2 separate regions of the Homo sapiens genome follow, and region 1 is linked to region 2. The links are chromatin contacts, found by Hi-C in ENCODE. All regions are on one chromosome and are shown on one strand. Each heading gives the region's core, a stretch centred on a gene start or an enhancer-like site at or near the end of the contact. The rest is flanking DNA. Distances are from core to core; before and after follow the strand shown.

What was found. A loop is a pair of places that touch in the nucleus more often than their neighbours do. Pooled maps may share reads with other maps.
Region 1: a pooled map shows a loop between it and region 2 (2.2-fold over the local background). The contact joins two enhancer-like sites. A Hi-C loop is called at or near these places in 2 of 37 single-sample maps with no recorded cell type and 1 of 50 pooled maps.

What each region holds. Positions count from the first base shown.
Region 1 is chr14:24,957,747-24,962,237 of GRCh38, reverse strand. The region is part of intron 2 of STXBP6 (syntaxin binding protein 6); the gene reads left to right. Among named protein-coding and RNA genes, the nearest start is that of STXBP6, 90 kb to the left of the region's middle. Within about 2 kb of position 2,042, at least 2 of the 41 ENCODE cell types and tissues checked have a DNase peak (open chromatin) inside an H3K27ac peak, as active enhancers do.
Region 2 is chr14:24,670,914-24,675,828 of GRCh38, reverse strand. No RefSeq gene overlaps it. Among named protein-coding and RNA genes, the nearest start is that of GZMB, 39 kb to the right of the region's middle. RefSeq lists enhancers at 989-1,038, 2,359-2,408, 1,300-2,499, 2,739-2,788. Within about 2 kb of position 2,153, at least 9 of the 41 ENCODE cell types and tissues checked have a DNase peak (open chromatin) inside an H3K27ac peak, as active enhancers do.

The sequences.
Region 1 (4,491 bases), core at 793-3,292, 290 kb before region 2:
TTAACATGGTCTACACCAGGTTCTCTTTGAGATGCTTATAATGCCTGCTCGCTTTAGGGTTATGCCATTATTTGATCTCTATATACGTTTGCAGGTGTATATAAGGGTACTGTGCATGTGTGATTCTGTCTGTGTTTGCAGAGAAAGAGAGGAGAAGAAGGTGTCTTACCTAGACTCAGTCCTATGTTCTGCAAAAGAGGTACCTCATGCATTTGGTCTGGTTCAGTTAGGAATCCATCAGACATCTGCATCTTCTAATATATTAGTGTTAGATGAGGGATGGGAGAAGTGGTAAATGTCAACCAAACATATTTATGTTTTTTTTCTAGGTTGGTACATTTAATTAATGATTCACATTTCACATTATATCACAGCCAACATTTGAACACAGAGAGAAACCAGGGTGAGAAAAATTAACTTTTCAAAAAATTATTTTTTTTTAGCTTAGATTTACAGGGTACACGTGCAGGTTTGTTACATGGATATATTGCACACTGTTGGAGCTTGGGTTTCTAGTGAACCCATCATTCAAATAGTGAACATTGTATTGGATAGGTAATTTTTAAATCCTCATTCCTTTCCACCCTGCTGCCTTTTAGAGTCCCCGGTATCTGTCATTTCCATCTCTATGTCCATGTGTACCCATTGTTTAGCTCTCACTTATAAGTGAGAACATTCTGTATTTGATGTTCTGTTTCTGAGTTACTTCACTTAGAATAATGGCCTCCATCCATGTTCATTCTTTTCTATAGCAGCATAATATTCTTTTTATGTTTTTTTTTTTTTGTTTTTAGTTCTGAAATCTGTTCCTATTAATTTTTTTAACTTTTATTTGAGGTTCATGCATGTTTGTTATATAGGTAAACTTGTGCCACAGGGGTTTGTTACACAGATTGTTTTATCACCTAGGTACTAAGCCTATTACCCAATAGTTATTTTTTCTGTTCCTCTCCCTTCTCCCACCTTCCAGCCTCAACTAGACCCCATTGTCTGTTGTTCCCTTCTTTGTCTCCATGATTCTTGTCATTTAGCTCCCACTTAAAAGTGACATGTGGTATTTTGTTTTCTGTTCCTGTGTTAGTTTTATAGCTGCATAATATACCATAGTATATAAATGCCATATTAGGAAAATTGACTTAGGAATTTTCTTTAGAACTTTAGATTTTTATGTCCACAAGAATCCTTAGTCATTCTCAAAGCTGATGCCAATGTTTACACGAAAAAATGGGGCCTGCAGAAATTGGATGCTTTGCCTGACATCACAGAATCACTACAGTCAGGCAAAAGAAGAAAAAAGAACATGTTCAGATCTTTCCAGTTTAATTTTTGACTTTGGTTGAAGTGGGGTTAGATGAGAAAGAGATGTGATTATTGGCCAAGCTGAATTTGAAGATACATGTCTCTCTGACGTTCCTTTTCCTATCTGTATGCAAGAACAATTTGTACCACTCTTGGCAAGAGCCTGTCTACTAATGATCAAAGAAGTGGCTCTCTTTCTTCTCAAGTTTGATTATTGTGAGAAACTGAATATGGGTTCAGCTGTAAAGGCCAAATGTGCAGACCTATTCCACTTCTGTCAGTTCTTCCTAGACTTGGGGACCCATGAAGCAGAACGTGCCCATCGGGAGTGTTCTGGAAGAGAAAGGCCAAAAAAGCTAGTCTCTAAATGTGATACACTGCCTGATCCATTGGGTTAGGAGAATAAAATATTAAAATTTCAATTTAAAATTTAAAATATAATTGTTTTCTAACTTACATGTTTCATATATGCTTTATAATTACCATAATATAGTAGAATAGTAGTTCATGTATGTAATTTAAAATATGCATCTATTGGGGGTTAACAGTCATAAATTTTTTATTGAAGGGAGGCATAGTCATGGTTAGAGACCCCAGGCTAGAGTCCTAAGAGGTAGAAACCTTTGCTGCAGTACATGTAACTTCTGGCCAGTGACCTGTGATCAACTGTTGTCAAACGTCTGGCTTCAGAGGTAATTGCTCACAGTAGTGAGCATATAACTGCCCTTTGGACTCAGTCTCAGCCCCCACTCCTTGCTCTCAATCTGCCCCCAGATTCCATGGCTTTCTATGGGATACAGATTCAGCTGCTCTCTGGACTAAGTGTCCTAACATATGCAAGAAGCCTGTCACAGTGCTTAGCACTTAGCAGCTGCAAATGATGGTTCTCCTTTCAGGGGTTGTCTGCTCCCCTTTTGGAACCTGAAATCTGGCTGAGACAATTATTTGTTTCAGTTCTAATATTAGGCTTGATTTGGACTAGATGTAAACATCTGTGACTTTGCTTTTAGTACACTGTTATGAGGTCAGGCCTGGTTTGTTTAGTTCTAAAGCTTCTTGGCCTTTTGTACTGTTTAAAAAAGGGAAACCTACATTTCCTTTCTGGACCTGACATTTATGGATTCATCCAAGGGAGTCTCATTCTTGGCTGATACAGCAAAGTTCTTGGTTCTCTTATGAGCAATTCCATTTGGGCTAGTGCCTTCACCTTTTTGCACATAATTATTGCCCTTTGTCAGTTGTTATACTTTATATGTAAGGACTGTATAGATCCTTGTAGCACTGCTATGCCAACCCTTTTTGGGAAGGAATTTTTTTGAACTAGAATTCAAATACTGTGTCTCCAAAAACATTTACATGTGCCACATCTTACCTGAAGATAAACGTTAAGTCACAATACTCCTTTTCCATGAAATTGGGAACTGTTAAAAATATCACTTTTGTTTTTTTAAAATAACATAGCTCTGAGATTGGACCTGATTTTCTGACAGGTTTCTGAAATGGTCTGAAGGAGAGATTGCTCTGTGTTCTCCCCATCGCTGTTGCTCCTCACTCAGGTGACCTGTCCAACTACCATTCGCCTCTTGTGCCCTTTGCTTCCCAGGGCTTGTCTTTGCAAACCACCATGCTTGGCCACTGTTCCTTCACTCTAAGATGACCCTTTCTCTTCCCTTACCAAGACTATTAAAAACACAGTTCCTCAGAGCGACTGATCTGATATGTTAGTAAAGAAATAATACAGTTTACAAAAACCTTTGAAGACTGATATGTTGCTTAAACCCCTTCCCTTGAAGAGATTTGTTTTTGCAGAAAGTGGCAACTCTGCTAGAACTAGTGGTAGTGGTGGTGGTAATAGTAACACTGAGAACATTTATTGATCAACGACTATCACCCATTTTACACCTTCCTGGATAATTATAACTGGGGTTGATAGACGCATTATGACAAACACTGTGACCTCCTGTTTAGATCATTGTTCTAGAGCACTTATTTCCTTATGTGTCTGTTGGAAGCATTCATTTGTTCTTTGTTGATACTTAAGGACTCTTCTTTGTTGATATTTAAGGACTCTTGCTTGGAACCTTTCAGATAGTAATGGTCTTTACCTTGAATTTAGAGGACACTCTATTAAATGGACATTGATTTCATTTAATTTGGCTTCTGTTGGTTTTTGCATTCTAATGGAGAGTATTACAGAAAAAAAAATGCAACTTGATACTAAAGAGCCTTGCATTACTCATTTTCCTAAATTGACTTACTAACCAAGGGCACTTAGGATTATAAATGTCTTCTTCAGTTACAAAAAGTGTATTTATGGTGTTTTTTTAAAATTACTGTGTAGCCAGCCTTCCAGATAAAATTCTCTAGCTTTAAGGCTGTGATATGCCAGGAATCTTGTTGCCAATATTTTTCTACATAATATTTCAAACTCTTTTCCTTCCAAAATCTAATTTTATCTTGAGCCACAATACAGCTCTGTAAAGTTGAGGTCAGTGGAAGAAAGGAATCTTCTTCCCCATAAAATGAGCTCTTTGAGTCTGGGCTGGAAATACCTTATAGGTCACAAGCAGGGGGAGAGTTTTGCAGAAATGAGTTTAAATTTTCCTGTGACCAGTTTAATTTTTGCCTCGAGGTAGGAATTGGATGATGGTACATAAAGTCTTTTGAGGATACAGTGCTTGGTGTTATACAATGTAGTGAGCATTATAAGTACTTTGGTATGGGCAATATTAAAAAGAGATTTGTATTGAAATATTTAAATTTATAAGTTGGATTATTCTATTTTTAGCCTAACCGCATTGAATCCAATTAGAACTTTGTTTTGTTTTTATGAGAGGTACTTTGTAGAGCATCATTTTTCCATATTTCTAATGAGTTTTAAAAAGATAGAGTTCTTTGTGTATGCTTGGAAGTCAGATATACCATATCAGTAAGAAGTTGCATCACTCTTTCCTGATATGAGGCTTTATTTTGTCATACATAGGTACCAACTGGGGAAAATCTATGGCCTAGTAATGGTTCTATGTGCATACTCTGCATTTCTTTTATTTCCAGAATCAAAGTAACTCATCAGAAGTAACTGTGTAAGAGCAAAAGCTTTGGCAATAGTAAAAACATGGACTTGAATCCTGTTTCTACTACTGACTAGCTGTATAATCTGTGTAACCTAGAGGGCCAGTAGGCCTTTCTAAG
Region 2 (4,915 bases), core at 904-3,403:
TTGCAACTTTTCTGTAATCCTGAAATTATGTCAAAATACAATGTTTTTTTAACTGGCTTCATTCTTTTCCTTACCCCACAAATGCATCAATCACCAAGTCCCTGTGGTTCCATTTCCTAAATACCTCAACAAACATAGTCACTTCTATTTTTCTCTACCGCCACTACCCTAATACAAACCACCCCTCTTGCATGAACTACAAAAACAAATAATAAAAAAATAGCAAATATCTAAATGGTATAATCTTAGAAACTTTTACCTTTCTAGCCTTCCTTCTAAATGGGCTTGTATTTGAGGTCCCAACCTATCAATAAGATAAGAAAAGGGAATAAATGTAAGGATTGGGAAATAAAATAAAGTAGTAATGTTTATAGATGATATGCCTGTCTATCTTCTCTACATAGATGACCCAAGAGAATCTACAAACTAGTACAACTAATTATACTCAATGAGCTCAATATACAAAAACCAATTCCTATACAACAACCAATGAAAATATGTATTTTTAAAGGTAACAGTAATAAAAGTACAGGATGTCTAGAAACAAATCCAACAGAGATGTAAGATATGTACAGATTAAAATAATAAAAGCTTATAAGGAACATAAAAGAAGACTTAATAAATTGAAAAGATATAAAATATTGATGGATGGTGTAGCAGAGCTACAAGTTATCTATACGAAACCTTGGCATCACCTTTTTTGTGAACAAAATTCAAAATTTAGGGAGAGAGGAGTATAAAATATATTTTTGCTAAATTTTCTTTCAGATAGGCATAATATTTTACAAAGTTCTGACCAATAAAAGGTAAACAAAAGTCTGAGATCATTTCTATTTTATTGTTATTTTATTTTTTCTTTTGCTTTTTGGGTGAGGCATCAACCCTCTTTCTTCTTCCTTGTTCCTGATACAAATCTGACTTGATGCCTGGAGTAGCTGCAACCATCTTGTGGCAAGGAAGCAATAAGCATAAGGGGGAATATCAACATATACATACAGAAGTCCAAGACACTGATGAGAAACATTACACAGTCACTTCAGCAGCCCTGGACTGCTCATCTCCAGACTGGTTGTCATATAAGAAACAGAAACCGTTACTGTTTGCACTGCTATGTCAGGTTTCTCTCACTTGAATCAAAAATATTGCTGAATGTTACAGATGGGAACACACAAAGTTTTAAAAATGGTAATTCTCCCCAGATTAATTAATAAATTCAAGTAGACAAGTGTAATCTGGATATGGCTGAAAAACCTTGTTGCTCTTTGCAGAGTTGTGTGAAATAGCAAACAGGAAGCTGCTACATCCGGTTCTGGGCACTCTTAGGCTTTTGCTGGGACCAACCCAGACACCTAGAGATTTTGTGCTTTACTTACAGCATGTACCTGCTTCTTCCATGGGGCCACTCCATAAGCTCCTTTTGCACAAGGACAGCCCATCCTCAGCAATGACCTCAGCCCCCGACCACCCCTCTTTCCATTCCCCCACCCACAGTCATATTTTATTTTGACATGGAGCAGGATGTCGAGGGAGTTTTCTTAGAACTGATTCTATTTCAGGGGCAAACATTCACTCTCAGTGAGCTTAGGGTGGGGAGCAGGAGAAATGGGGGCGGAGAGGAAAATTAGTTTTCCTCACCCACCTCAAAATGAGAAAAGAGGCTGAGTTTGCTAAGAAATAACCTAGGGGTTCTGGTCGCCCCTGAGGGGCTTCTGATAAATGATTCAGAGGATACCCTTTCCCTCACCCACTCCTGTAATCACACACCCCACATGGACATGAGCAATCCTTTCCAGCACACACCGCCCTCTACAACTTCTTAGGTGGGCACTTCCCTTGTAGCTCTGGTCCATGAGTGACCTGAATTTTTCTGCCTTTTGTCTCCATTCCTAATGTAGAATTTTGGGATTCCAGGTACACTACTCACATCCTCACCTTTTCCCTCCTTCCACATAATTCCTGAAAGTCCCTCAAAGGAGATGCATCGCAAGTTCTCACACGCAAGTCCTTGGCCAGTCCCCGGAACTAGGTTTTCCTTTCTTCGACATTGACTCATCCTTCTTCCTGCTGAGACTGATACAGCCCGCAAAGCTACATCAAAGCACTTCAGCACTATCTGTGGTGACACCACTGAGCCATCATCTTCTCTAATGTTCTTTGAAAGGGCACCGGCCATCAAGACCCAAAAAGATGCTGCGTTTTCTTTGAAGTTCTTTAAAGCATCCAAACCTCAATGTGTCACATCCCTAAATGGTGGCTACACCTCTTTTGACATTTCAACACCAAAGCAACTCTATTTGTGCCTTGGTGTCTCTCAGAAATTTTTAGTGCAAAGAATGCTTTCATTTTGCATGGCCTCTCTTTCATGAGCTGTGCTGGGACAGAAAGCTGTGCTGTCTCATTCTGCTCTCTCTCCTCCCATTATTCCTTCTTTTTGACCCAAGGCTGATGCCCCCACTTTGAAATTTTCAACAAAAGGGAGTATTTTAGTCCCTCTCTTAGTTTCTAGAGAAATAAGCGACTGCTGGCTGGGCCCCAGGTGTATAAGCTCTTTTGGCTTCCAGGTTCAAGCACACGGAATTTGAATCTCACTTCCTCACACACTGAGCTGCTTCCCCTTTCCACTTCTCCTGTGAAACCCTAAGTCCTCTCAATCACATTTCAGGGCCTGATGTGGCTTTTTGAGAGGCTTTCTCCAGCATCTGCATCTCAATCCCCATTCAATGATGAGAAGAGCACTCACCAAGCCCCATCACTGTAACATACCACACAGTTTGGGTATAAGCAACAAATGCTCAGTCATGGATGACAGCAAAGTTGTAGGAATAAGGATTTTTTCAGCAGATGAATAAAATAATGAAAAATACCAATAATCTAAATGACCCCAAATAAGTAACTGGTTGAATAAATAGTGCTGTATCCACACAATGAAAAATTCAGCAATAGTTGAAATTAGTAGTGTGGAAGTAATCTCAAAGAGCCCAAGATGGCCCATATTAGAATCGCTCAGAAGCCTGTAAAAAATACAGATTTCTGGATGTGGATCCCAATGACGGAGTCAGAAGCACTGGGAGTAGACTTGGAATCTTTATTTTAATAGGTAACTCCAGTGATAATGCAAATCAAAGTTTAAAAATTTACAACCATGGCAGCATAGTTAATTATGAGGTAAAATGATCATGATATATTGTTAGATGAAAATAGTATGTTATGAAAAAAGAATGTATAATATAATCTCATTTTTAAAAAGTAGTGTGACTAGAGAGATGATATATAGGTATATAGGTAAAGACTGAAAAAATAATGCCAAAATACTAACCATGGTTAGTGGTGTGTTTATAGAAGATTTTTATTTTACTCTTTTTACTTTTTTACGTGTTGAGTCCAATTTGTAAATTTCCAAAATAAACATTTAGTTTATGTGTGTTTAAAGAAAACAATAAAAGTTGTTTTGTTTTGCTTTTTAAAAAAGGATAAGAGGTAAATGACATGGGACTTTTAAATTTACTTATACTCTAGATTTTAAAAAATAAAAAAGGCAGCTTGCAAAAATTTTGTACCACATAATAAATAAAAATTTTAAATGAAGAGTTAAAAATAAAGGGGAAGTAAGGGTGCTAATATAAATGAAGCCAGGATTAAGGTTGGTATCCAAGAATGCATTGCCTCAAACTTCAGTTATGTTTCTAAAATGAGCTATAAATTTGCCTCTTCCTAATGTCACAAGACTAGACATGAGCAGATAGGGAGAGGGAGGTTCAATATCATTAGACATTAGGGAAACAGGAATCAGAACCACAATGAGATACCATTTCATACCTACTAGGATAGCTAAAATAAAAATTAATGTTTTAAAGGAAAGCAAGTGTTGGCAAGAATGTGGAGAAATTAGAATCCTTGTACGTTGCTGCAGGAATATAAAAGGTAGAATGTAAATGTAAAATGATGAAGAGTTTGACAGTTGCTCAACATTAGCAGCACTATACACAATAGCTAAAAAGTGGGTAATATCTATCAACTGATGAATAGATAATAAAATGTGATATATCTATACAGTAGAATATTATTCAGCCTTAAAAAGGAATGAAGTACTGATTCATGCTACAACATGGGTGAACCTTGAAGACATTACATTGAGTTAAAGAAGACAAACACAAAGGGTTGCATATTACATGACTCCATTTATATTAAATATCTAGAACAGATAAATCCATAGATATACATTGTGTTTTTCGGGGGCTGGGGGAAATGGAGGAATGGAGTGTGATTGTTTCATGGGTATGGAAGTTTCCTTTTGGGGTGATGAAAATGTCTTGAGATAATGATTTCAAAACAGTATGAATGTACTAAATGCTACTGAACTGTGCACTTTAAAATGGTTAATTTTATGTCATGTAGATTTTACTTCAATTTTCTAAAAGTAGGAGTAGTTTATGAAAGTTAAACCCAAGAATACTGAGGTGTTCCAGAAGGTTCCATTTGGAAAGGGAGAGGAAATAATTAGCCCAGTTTTGTACCTTGAGTTTGATATGTCCATGGAGAATCCAACTGAAGGTGCCAGAAGTCAATTAGGATTATCAATCTGGAGCTAGGGAGAGAATTCTGGACTGGACCTCTATATTTGAGAATCATCAGGTGGATAATGGAAACTCAATCTACACATGTGGGTGTGGGTTCTCCTCAGAGTTTCCTAACACAAATGAAGTGGAGTATAGGCCCCAGTGGAGAAACCCTGTCATTTTTCCAGGAAAAATTTCCGTGTCGATGTGGACTTTACATTCATTCATTGTTTTTAATTAAAGTGGAGTATGGCATGTAAATTTTTCACCTTCCAGAAAAGCCTTTGCTGTAATATGGTTGGATTCATTTGATATGACAGAATAGTATTTAAAAGACCTGACCTATGATTTGCACATTA